Regions from separate parts of the Mus musculus genome. Here region 2 is linked to region 1. Evidence: chromatin loops called from intact Hi-C (ENCODE). Cell type or tissue: heart. All regions are shown on one strand. Each heading gives the region's core, and the rest is flanking DNA. Links, peaks and the distances in the headings are about the cores only.

What was found. Peaks named below come from ENCODE experiments on the same cell type or tissue, not always from the same donor. Only the 100,000 strongest peaks of a DNase experiment are listed, where the experiment ranks them.
Region 2: it touches region 1 in a loop (8-fold over the local background); 2 of 42 quality-filtered maps call a loop at or near these places.

The regions. Positions count from the first base shown.
Region 1 is chr3:105,618,981-105,621,889 of GRCm38, reverse strand. All of the region lies in intron 2 of Kcnd3 (potassium voltage-gated channel, Shal-related family, member 3), which reads right to left. Among named protein-coding and RNA genes, the nearest start is that of Ddx20, 67 kb to the left of the region's middle. In heart, for the core only: no CTCF peak of the experiment used is centred there; no DNase peak of the experiment used is centred there; H3K27ac peaks cover 253 bases.
Region 2 is chr3:105,551,395-105,554,303 of GRCm38, reverse strand. All of the region lies in intron 2 of Kcnd3 (potassium voltage-gated channel, Shal-related family, member 3), which reads right to left. Among named protein-coding and RNA genes, the nearest start is that of Kcnd3os, 100 kb to the right of the region's middle. In heart, for the core only: no CTCF peak of the experiment used is centred there; no DNase peak of the experiment used is centred there.

The sequences.
Region 1 (2,909 bases), core at 233-2,732:
CTGGGGCTGTGAAGGCTGTGTTGAGTCTGGGGAGGCCCCTGGCTGAATCCTGGCAAGCCATCAGTGGTGTGTGTGCCATCTTCTGGGACTTTTCTAATTTCCATAGGCTCTTATGGAGTGACAGCAACCCCCACCACCCCTCCTGGTTTCTTTCCATTGAGACTACTCAGGCCCCAAACAAAATACAGCCCAATGATTACATCACAGCCTTGCACACTGGCTCCGGCTCCAAAGCACCTAGGAGCTGAGCTCTTTAAAAGGCACGTTTTAGTGTCTATCTTTGCTTCTATTTTGAGTTGCTCTCTCTCTGGTGATGCCAGCTCTGGCCATCCCAATCTGAAGAGCGTTCTCCTTGGACGGGAAAAGTAAAAAGAAAAAGAAACAACAACAACAACAAACCAAAAACCAAAGAGAGCTGAATAACACGTTTCATTGTGGGGTAAAGTGATTTTTTTTGACTACTGCTCATGTGGTCCTCACTGTAAGCCTTCGAGCTAAGTAGGGCAGGCCTGCAGTTACTCAGCATGGTTGAGTGGCTTGTCCCCAGCTAGTCAGCAGCCCCGGCTGAGATGAGGGATGAGCTCAGACCGCAGACTATTAGGGGAAATTCTGAGGACACAAGCACAAATGACCTCAGTCAGAGGCATCTGAAGGCACTAACGTGGCTACACTGGGGGCTCTGACAACTTCACATCGGAAAAAAAAAAAAAAAAAAAAACTAAGGGAGAAAAAAAAAACCTGCTTGCTTTGGAAGCCCCCAGGGAAGGATGCCGAAGATGCTGGCTTTTTAGGAAAAGCTGAGACTTGGGAAAAGTGCAGAGGCAAACGAAAAACATTTTTAGTTATGCTGATAGCATGCTCTCATGCCCTCTCGAAGGCCAGGGAAAAAGCCCAAACAACCATAAACAACAAACCCAACAAGAAATAACGATGACTGGAAGGAACTGAGACAGAGCTGAGCACTGGCCTGGAGGGAGGTGCACAAGTGCTGACCTGGGGGGGAGGGAGAGCTTAGGAGGCTAGAGCTGGAGCACAGCCTTGGCTGGAGCAGGACAAACAGGCATGGTCTGGACTAGGCCAGGTGTGTGGCTCACAGCGCACCAGCCACTTGCCTCCCTGATCTTTGAGTTCCAAGTGTCTGAGGCCCGGGCCCTGCTCAGTGCTAAGCACCCTTTGTCTATTCCTCTCCCTCGTTAGGAAGGGACAGAACAGAAGGTTAGAGAGGAGTTAGACACAGGGCGTCAGATTAAGACTTTGTCTTTGGGCTCATCAGAAAGACTGGAAGGCAGACAAGGAGAGGAAAAAAAACGTCAAAAACCAATTCCATGCTTATTCAAATCATCATCACAAGTCGATTGCTTCCAACATCATGTAAGTCAGCTGGAGTCCCAGGGTCCACAGTTCAGCCAGCAACAGGGCCAGCAACAGGGCCAGCAGCAGGGCCATTCAGGTGGTTACTGCTGTTTTCAACAGCAGGGCTCTTGGTACCCGAGTCTGGGCTTCAAGAGTTTTCTCACCTTCCAGCACAATGGCCGACGGCGGTGGCCCAGGGTGCTTAGACTTCCATGAATCTCCACACAGATTTCCTGGGAAGCACCCATCCCTGTCTTGTTCCCACTTCTGGGGAGAAGCCGTGGTAGATTCCTCATGTGAATGATGGCACAGTCCTGCTTGACATCAGACCACAGCGCTCCCCTTGTCTGCCATTTGTGAGTCCTCTGGATTTTAAAAGATTTATTTATTTATGTATGTATACGAGTACACTGCAGCTGTCTTCAGACACACCAGAAGAGGGCGTCGGATCCCATTACAGATGGTTGTGAGCCACCATGTGGTTGCTAGGAATTGAACTCTGGACCGTGCTCTTAACCGCTGAGACGCCTCTCCAGCCCCTCCAGTGTTTTTAAGTATTTTATTTCCCTATAACAGTAATGCATACTCACTGAAAAAAAAAAAAAAGATCGCCAAGAAGAAATACAGAAAGAACTACACAAACCAACATTGTTCCACCACCTAGGAGACCGTTGTCAGTGCCATTCCCTCCAGCATTACATGGTAGCATCATGGTTGCCTTTGGGTTCTGTGACATGGTTGCCTTTGGGTTCTTTCTAATTTTCTTGTACAAACAACATTACTAATAGCAGTATTCCTGAACTACCAGCAGGTCCTCAGGAGAAATCCAAGAAGCGACTGCCCATCTGCAGTCTCTGAATGCTTCACTCTTAACAGCGTCAGGTACTCATTAAACAAATCAAATTTGAAACTACTGCTAATTTATAAGAAGAAACCATCACTATTTAGTTGTTTGAATTTTCATTTTGACTGGGAAGCCTGAACATAGTCCATCTTCTGGGAAGCCATGGCTATTTCTTCTCGAGTGAGTGATCTCTCTTCCGCGTCTAGCTCTTATATTATGCCTTAGAGGTTTTATTGTTGGTTTGTATGCATTCTTTACATATTAAAGATATTAATCATTTCCCAGGATTTGATGTAAATATATTTTCCCAGTTCACTTTGAAAACATAAGGTTACTCAGAAACTTCCCAGGTAGCCGTTTTGATTTGTGTAGATGGCCCTTTTACTTTGTTGAAATTCGATGTGGTTTTTCAATCACTAGAACCTCCCGTTTAGAGCCTCTCATTCCTTGTAAGCTATGCTTCCTTTGAGACCGTTACCAAGGAACTGTCATAACCCCATCTGGGCTTCCAGGTCCAGGTCTGTGTCTGCTCCCATGCCCGTGTTTTCCTGTGCATGCACACACTCCTGCTACTTGACATAGACACACAGAGACACTGACGCCAGGCCTTTAGGTTTGGTTTAGGGAGTTCCCTCCTTTCTGCTGCTAATGCTAGAGTCGGAAGGTCACTTTGGGTGGTTTATTATGCAGATGAATTCATAGTGTCTGAAAA
Region 2 (2,909 bases), core at 246-2,745, 68 kb after region 1:
AGCACCATTCAGCTGAGATGTCAACCACGTCTGGCCACACTGCAGTGAGGAAATCCCTGTGGAGAGCAGAAGAGCCCTGTTTTACACTTAATGCAGAGCCTTCTAGAAAGCTAAGCTCCAGGCGTGTGTGAGAGAGCCAGAAGTGAAAGCAAGCTCATAGTTACGTGTTTTGAGCTCAGATCAGTAGCACATCAGTGAAGAGTAAGCCAATTTGAGACACTACCCAATCCTAGACGGTTGGCTTATGACAGCACATTTAAGCCACCGTGTTATCTCTTTGTACCCCTTGTCTTGTGTTCTGTGACTTTAGTTAGCTATAGTCAATCTTGACTTAAAAATATACATGGACTATTCTAGAAATAAATAATCCACCAATTTAAAACTGCACATCATTCTGAATAGATGATGAAGCCTCCCACCAACCCACTTGTCTTTAGTTGGGGCTTCTACTGCTGTGATATAATGCCATGATCAAAAGCAACCTGGGGGAAGAAAGGGTAGATTTGACTTAGCCATCCACATCACTGTTCATCATTGAAAGAAGTCAGGACAGGAACAATGCAGGAACCTGGAGGCAGGGGCTGACCGAGAGGCCATAGAGAGGTGCTGCTTACTGGCCTCCTAGCCTGCTTTCTTATAGAACCCAGGTCCACCAGTCCAAGGATGGCACCACCTGCAATGAGCTGAGTCTTCCCACAGCAATCATTAATTTAAAAGATGCCTTACAACAGGATCTTATGGAGCCTCCATTGAGGTTTCTTCCTTTCAGATGACTCTAGTTGAGTCAGACTGACATAAAACTAGCCAGCCCATCATTCTAATTCTTCCCAGGATACCAGTCATGCCCTTGTGAAGTGTATCCGTACAGTGTGCTTGCTACCTTCCCGTTACTCAGTCAGTGGCTTTTCAGTTACTACAGAGAACTGATGCCGCCATGGTTGGGCTTCAGGAACTCACAATATACAAGTGTAAAATTAATAAGGCCAACAGTTCAAATATGTCGAAGAGTAGCTGCAAAGTGCTTTCTTCAAGTTAAAAGTTCTTTCTTTAATAAGGAAAGAAAAGAATTGTACACTGAGATTGTTAAGATCAATGGTGAGAACAAATTTTCCATCTGTGAAGTTGTGGAGAACCTAAGTGAGCCAGTCTTACAATCGCACCTCAAGCTGCAGAAGTAACAGCCTCAGTGCTTAGTTAAGATGGAAAAGGTACAAAATGTGTGCGTTCATGCATGTGTCTGTGTGTGAGCGTATCTCCTGCTATCCCATATAGCAACTGCTACACACTATTCTCTCCAGTTTCCAAGGACCCTTCATCAATACATTCCCATTTAACTCACCAATATCCTTGTAAGGAAATATCACGTCGGCAGGGTGGGAGCATGAAAGGATGGGAGACATGTCTTCAGAGGTGGAAGGGGGAAGGCCAACAAAATTGGTGGTCATATAGAGAACGATGAATCAGGAAGAGGAGGGGAAAGAAGTGACGATTCTTGGCCTTATCTAGGGGTCTTGACAGCCCCGCTCAGCTGCCCACAAGCAATGATATTCCTAAGCTGATCAAACTCCAACAGTTAAGAGCAACTAAGACACCTTTATTCCTCCATTGAGGGACTGTAGAAATTCAAGGCTTTGCAGAAGGAAGAGGCAACACACAAGCCAGATGCAATACTGACTGAACAGGAGCAGATAAAGCCAAACCTTACAGAGTGGCCTGATACTCTTGCTGTAAAAGGAAAGATGTCAGCCAGGGCTTACATGCAAGAAGGAACTGCTCTGGAGTGTCTGGGGAAGCTCAGGCTCAGCCAGGATGCAGAAGGCGCCCTCTAGATAGGCTCTTGGAAAATGATTTATGCAGGGACTTGGGAAGTTGCATTGTGGACCCAAGTACAGGTCAGCTTTGACAGAAGAGGGAAAGCTCCACCCCATTGAAGAGACCACAGGCCACCAGAAAAGTCAACAGAGTGAGTCCAGGTCAAGGTCATTTTGATTGAGTGCATAAGAGTATTTCCTGAACTCACTACAGAAAGAACAAGGAGCTAGGAGGGCAGGGATGGACAGAGGGCTGCCCCCTGCTCAGAGACCAGGGTCATGGACAGAGAGCTACCTGTGGGACTGGAGGGAAGAAGTACAGGCCTCTCCAGACACGTGGCAAAGGACCTGGAGCATTGTTCTCACAGGTCAGAGGCCAAGAAACCAGAGCAGGGCTGGTAGGGTAAAAACAGGAGAGGAAGGAGCGAAATAGGAAGGGAAATGGAAAGAGAGGGATTGTAAAAAGAGAATTGGATAGGGGGTGAAAGGCAGAGATGAGAGATGGGGTATGTGTGTGTGTGGGGGGGGGGCAGGCAAATGGACACACAGTGAGTGTGAAGAGAAACTTAGTGGAGACACAGATGCAGAGAAACCAAAGACGAGGAAGCAGGAAGCTCTTCCTAAGAGTGTGGCAAGAAGGGGGCACTGCAAAGGAGAAAGGCAACGAGACAGTGAGCACCAGGAGAGGGAAGAGAACAAAATGCAGGCAGATCCTGGCTTGGCTGAGGTGGGGCCCCAGACGACAGAAGCTCCCCGGTTCTCCCAAGGTGGGCATTGCAGCCCAGTGTCCTGTCACTCACTGACAGCAGCTTTGCTGACGTACAACTTTTCTCTGGCTGTGCCTGCAGGGCAGAGAGGGAGGTCAGCTCTTCACTAGGACCTCTTCAGATCAGGACTGTTTATCTTGGTGGATGTGATGTATCTGTCTGAGCTAGCATGGCTGCTGGGCTGGGGTTTATGGGCCGTGTTCAGCAAGCTGCTGCTCTTCTCTGGACCAGGCTACAAAGTACACATGTCACCATGAATGGGCAGATGGCTGCTAAAAAATATGGAGGCAGGTGCTTGTCAATGGGTCATTGTCACAGAGTCTGGCCTTGA